Linked DNA regions of Homo sapiens: region 1 is linked to region 2. A link is a contact called in ENCODE Hi-C or POLR2A ChIA-PET data. All regions are on one chromosome and are shown on one strand. The core of a region is the stretch at or near the end of the contact, and the rest is flanking DNA. Distances in the headings are between cores, read along the strand shown.

Region 1 (2,700 bases), core at 4-2,503, 100 kb before region 2:
CCCGGACCTTGCTTCCCGTTGGCCTTCCAGGATGCTAACTGCTCGGGCCGAACATCCTGTGGGAAGATAATCCCCTGCTTGTACTGAGAAATTCAGAAGCAGGAGGCCGGGCGCGGTGGCTCACGCCTGTAGTCCCAGCACTTTGGGAGGCCGAGGCGGGCGGATCACTTGAGATCAGCCTGGCCAACATGGTGAAACCCCGTCTCTACTAAAAATACAAAAATTAGCCAGGCATGGTGGCGGGCATCTCTAATCTCGCGACTTGGGAGGCTGAGGCAGGAGAATCACTTGAACCAGGGAGGCGGAGGTTGCAACGAGCCGAGCTCACACCACTGCGCTCCAGCCTGGGGAACAAGAGCAAAACCCCATCTCAAAACAAAGAAAAGAAATTCAGAAGCAGGAATCCTGGGCCAGCTTCATCCTCAGACCGAAGAGAACTGTAGAATTCTGATTGACATCTTCCAAAAACCTACCCTCTCCAAACCAAAAGCAGTTTTTGCTGACATCTGGTCTTTCTGGAATGCTGATATTTTTATTTATAAAATGATGCTATTATCCCCAAATAGATTCTTATTTTTAACAGGCTTTCTCCCTTTGAGGGCTGCCTGAGGCTCATAACTTTGTTCTCTGGCATCTCAGTGTTACCCTGAAAAGACAAGAAGGCTCCTGGGCTCTGCCAGGAGCAGAGAGATAGGGAGGGTTGCCAGCCGGAAAGTCAGACAACTGCTTGTATTCTGCATTACCTCCCTCCTTGGCCCCATCAGCCTCAGTCCATGAAGGAGAAACCTTCAGTGAGCGGTCATTGCCCCTGAACTAATGCCCCTGTGAGTCACACAGGAAGGGGCGCAGGTGAAGAAGGGGCCTCATGGGGCCTAGTTCTCTGTCCCCTCCTCCTCCCCTTCCCTGGTGCATCCTCCCCACTGAGGTTTCTCTGCTTCTTATCTCTCAGCTGCCCAACATGTTCGGCGACCTTCGGTCCACGTTTATTGCCTTGATGATTGGGTCCTACGCCTCCTCGGCAGTCACCTTTCCAGGAATCAAGGTGAGCACGTGTATTTTGCACTGGTGTCTGTGCAGAGGCCTGCTCCAGGCTCCTTCCACCCTCTCTGAAGAGGGAGGCAATTGTGGGCACCCGGGGTGGCCCCTCTCCACCACCCCCACCCGGGCAGGATGCACCTGGGCATCACAGGGGCGACAAATGAAAACCGCGGGGCCTCAGGGGACGGGAATCACGCATGTGGCTGCAGGATCTGCCGCAGGTGCCTTTGCATTTCGGGGCTGGGGCAGGGGAAGGGCGGTGGGTGAGTCTGTTTCCAGTTGTGAGTCTTGCCCCCGTCTCCTCCGTCATCCTGGTCTCCCGCTGCTCCCCTGCTCCCCAACCCCCAGCCTGCTGTTATTGTACCGTTACTCCCCGCCAGCCAAAGCACTGCTCTTGGCCAAGTGTTTCAGCTGTTTCCCTCCTAGGCAGGATTTTGAGCCTGTGGAAGTCACACAGGGTCAGGACGAAGCAAACACCTCACAGTCCATCAGCCCAAGTTCCCCAGACCCTGTGGGTCTGCCAGGGCCCCGTAGGGGCTTCTCCCACCTCTGACCCTCACACTAAGTAAAAGCCCCTTTCCTCGGTGGTGTGTGTGGGAATGCTGTTGGCGAGGAGAGGGGGACACGGTGTGGGCTGGCCACCTGGGCATTGAAGTGGTGGGAGCTGGGACTCTGGGGCCAGCCATCCTATGGACTTGCAGAGATTCTCATGCCCCTGGACTGGGGAGCATCCCGAAAGTTCTTCCTCCTCCTTTTTTTGGGGGGGAACAGGGTCTTGCTCTGTCGCCCAGGTTGGAGTGCAGCAGCACGATCTCGGCTCACTGCAACCTCCACCTCCCAGGTTCAAGTGATTCTCCTGCCTCAGCCTCCCAAGGAGCTAGGATTACAGGTGCCCGCCACCATGCCCGGCTAATTTTTGTATTTTTAGTAGAGATGGGGTTTCACCATGTTGGTCAGGCTGGCCTGGAACTCCTGACCTCATGATCCGCCCACTTTGGCCTCCCAAAGTGCTGGGATTACAGGCGTGAGCCACCATGCCTGGCTTCCTTGAGCATTTCTTTGGCCTCTGCCATGTGAGCTCTCAGAGGCACTGGGGAAGCATCAGTGGACGGGGCTGGCCGGTTCCCGCCTTCAGGGAGCTCCGCTAATACCAGACAAGCCGACGGACCAGGAGCACCGTCCCCTCTGCTGGGCCGATCACTATGAGCCTGCAAGACGTGCCGTGGTCATGGCGGGGCGGTCAGGAAGGCCTCCGAGTCGGGGGGCTAATCACACGCCAGGCCCAGATGACCAGCAGGGCAGGCACGGTGGGAGGACTGGAAGGCGGGTGCCTGATGCCCCAACGCCCAGGCTGGCAGGGCTGTGCCTCTTTGCGCGGCTCAGCACAGGGACAGCAGGGGTGGCCAGACGCCCCTGCCTGCTGCGGCTCTGGCCTCCCCGGGCTAACTCTGCCCCCTCCCCCCCCCACCCCGTCCCCGCGGTGCCTGTCAGCTCATCTATGATGCTGGTGTCTCCTTCATCGTCGTCCTCGTGGTCTGGGCCGGCTGCTCCGGGCTGGTTTTCCTCAACTGCTTCTTTAACTGGCCCCTTGAGCCCTTCCCGGGGCCGGAGGACATGGACTACTCGTAAGTAGAGGTGCCCCCGTCCCGCCTGCCCCCAGCC
Region 2 (2,735 bases), core at 88-2,587:
GGCACCTGTGGTTTCCCACAGGACCAGAAACAGGAATGGGGTCTGAACCCACCCGCAGAGCGGTCTCAGTAGTCTGTAAAATACAGATGATGTCCCTATTCTCAAGATTACTGTGGGAGAACAATTGCAGAAAGTGTATCGCACTAGACCCGCCTCCCCGTTCTGATTAATGCGGCCCCGGGGCTTGACCCCAGGGGTCCCCCCACATGCTCACCTCCCCCGTGGTGAACTGAGGTCGCCACACACCCAGCCTCCTGTGTGGGAGGGGTGAGCCCAGCAGTGATTGAGAGGCGGAAAGGGGAATGGGGGGTGCTCTCCGTCCTCTGGGCCCCAGTCAGGATATGGCCGTTCTGGGTCCACCCCGACCCACTGGGTGGAAACAGGAAATAAGTGAGACCTGGTGTGCACTGGGTCTACGCCTGGCTCCACGGCTGATAAGGGCCATTGTGTGGCCGCCGGGGATGAGCCTGCTCTGGATAGATGTGCTTCCCGGAGGAAGGAAGGAAGGCTTGCTAGCTTTTCCGGGGCGGGGGAAGCTGTGGGGAGAGAGAAGGGTGCCGGGGGGAAGGCCCCTGCCTATGGGGCTGTCGGTGCCAGCACACACCCACGGGACTCAGCCCTTCCTATGCCAGCCTCTCCCTCTGGAAAGGTCTGTTTCCCCTATCCACTTCCCTGTTCTTACTTCCTATAAGGAATGGCTGGAGACTGGAGGGCTCAGTCTCAGGCCAGGAAAGTGTCAGCTGTGATTTAGCAACAATAAAAATAGAAAAGCAGGAACATCAGGGGTGGGGGTCACCTGGGGGTACTGTTGAAACGCAAGGGATGAACAGGGCTAGAGGTTGCCCACACCCAGGGAACCCAGGAACTAACCTCACAAGCTCTGAGGCTCAGAGGAGGGTAAGCCAAGAGCTTCCTCACAGCGGGACAGCCCCCTGTCCGGGCCCTGCATGACCAGGCCCCAGCAGCCCTGGTCTCTCAAACTCATGGTGGGGGCTCACCTGCTGTGGGGGGCAGCCCCGTTGAGGGGATGTGCAGGAAAGCCAGTGCCTACTAACGGGTCCTCTTGGCCTAGGGGAGGGCATGCCGTCTGGTTTGGGGAGTGGGCCCCGTGCTCTCTAGGTGGTACCAGAGAGTGGGCAGGAGGAGGGGCCCAGCCATAGAGCTGCCGTGGGGATGGGGGGAAGGGGAAAGGCGTCCTAGCCTTTGACCTGGAGCCCAGGGTCCCCCATGGGTGGCTGCATCGGCTCCTCTGGTTACCTGGGACAACAGGCATTTCCTCCATCCCCAGCCCCTCCTCTTCCTGCTCCAACCATCCGGGCCAAGAGGCCTCCCAGTCAGACCTGGACGGCTCCAGCCGTGTCCTGAGGAGCTGGACCAGCCACATCCCCTGGGGCTGCAGTTGAAGCAGAACCAAGTGGCCATCCCGGCGTTAGACCGTAGGTTCCTGGTCCCGGAGTGGTCGGAGCCCGCCAGTGGGCAGGCAGCTCTTGCTCACAGGCCGCGGTGCCCAGGCCGCTGGCTCTCCGCAGGGCGGAATGGCGCTGCAAGTGGAGCTGGTACCCACCGGGGAGATCATCCGCGTGGTTCATCCCCACAGGCCCTGCAAGCTTGTAAGCTGGGATGCTCTGGGCTGGGAGGAGGGTGGGAGCGTCTCCCCAAGGCCGGGCAGCCCCTCTCAGGCGAGCCCTCGGGCAAGAGCTGAGCAGCGGGGAGGGGTTCCGATCCTTGGCGGGGCCAGAACAGACTGAACAAGACGGGGTGAGTGGAAGAGTAAGGATGCAAGGGCCACTAGCAGCAGGATTTTTGGAAGTGGAGGTCTGGGCTTGACTCTTCCCCGGCTTCCCGAACCTCAGTGGGCAGAACCGTGAATACTGGGCACAAAAGGCAAGTGCCGGCTGCTGTGAGGTCGAAGGACCAGGGCATGGAAGCTCCAGGCTCAGTCAACGCCCCGCTCCTCTCCAGTCCGCAGGGCTGGGACCGCCCAAGACTCAGAACAGAAGGACGGTGTGGGAGGTGGGTGAAGGGTCACGGGTGGGTAGAAACGGGGGAGCGCGGCCCTGGCCCGGCCCGCAGGAAGGGGCTGGAGATGCAAAGGGCCCGGAGGAGGGAGAAAGTCGGGCGCCCCCACGCCCCCAGCAGCGCGGCGGGGAGCCGGGTCTTCGGCCGGAGGGGCGCGCGCGTGTTCGCTGTGGCCCCGGGAACGGGCCGAGGCGGGGGCCGCACGCACCGAGGCTTCGCGGACGCGGCCGGGGCTGAGGCGGGGCGGGGCGGGGCCGGAGGGTGCGCGGCCCTGCCCGGGATGACGACAGGCTGCGGCCCGGCCCCCGGCGGGCCCTGGGCGGGGAGAGTGCGCCCGGGCCGCGGATCCCCAAGCCCGCCACGCCGCCCAGCCCGGCCCCGCCCGCGCCGGAAGAGCCACGCCGGTGGGTACTCGGGGCGCGGGGACGGCGGCCGCGGGGGGCGGGTGTGGGGAGCGGGCGGCCGGGCCGGGAGCCGCCGTGCACGAGGCAGGGGTCACGGCCGGGGATCGCTGGGGCCGAAGAACGGCCGCGTGGACCCGTGCGGGGGGGGGGGGTCCCACGACCCGGAGGCGCCGGCGCAGCCTGGTGGAGACTTAGATTTACCTGCGGGGAGCGGGAGGCGGGGAAGAGCGGCCTGGGCTGCAGGACCCAGGACCCTGCGCGCCCTTCGGGCCCCGCCCGCAGCCCTGCTCCGCCTCTGGGTTCCGGAGAAGC

What was found. Hi-C counts contacts between places; a loop is a spot of excess contacts on that map. ChIA-PET counts read pairs that join two places held with the same protein, here RNA polymerase II (POLR2A). Pooled maps may share reads with other maps.
Region 1: a pooled map shows a loop between it and region 2 (2.9-fold over the local background). The contact joins the enhancer-like site here to the promoter of MYO1C in region 2. A Hi-C loop is called at or near these places in 1 of 168 maps with a recorded cell type or tissue (endothelial cell of hepatic sinusoid) and 4 of 50 pooled maps. POLR2A ChIA-PET finds 5 or more read pairs at or near these places in 2 of 52 experiments (H1 and naive thymus-derived CD4-positive, alpha-beta T cell).

What each region holds. Positions count from the first base shown.
Region 1 is chr17:1,591,529-1,594,228 of GRCh38, reverse strand. SLC43A2 (solute carrier family 43 member 2) reads left to right here. Exons shown (of 14, transcript NM_152346.3): 6 at 950-1,042; 7 at 2,530-2,663. Among named protein-coding and RNA genes, the nearest start is that of PITPNA, 30 kb to the right of the region's middle. RefSeq lists an enhancer at 93-594 and a silencer at 2,202-2,367. Within about 2 kb of position 1,253, at least 8 of the 41 ENCODE cell types and tissues checked have a DNase peak (open chromatin) inside an H3K27ac peak, as active enhancers do.
Region 2 is chr17:1,491,288-1,494,022 of GRCh38, reverse strand. MYO1C (myosin IC) reads left to right here and starts at 1,337. Exons shown (of 32, transcript NM_001080779.2): 1 at 1,337-1,610. The coding sequence starts at 1,536. It overlaps LOC105371483 (a long non-coding RNA gene), which reads right to left and starts at 1,236. Exons shown (of 2, transcript XR_934145.4): 1 at 398-1,236; 2 at 1-73. RefSeq lists silencers at 2,082-2,481, 2,562-2,735 and an enhancer at 2,286-2,735.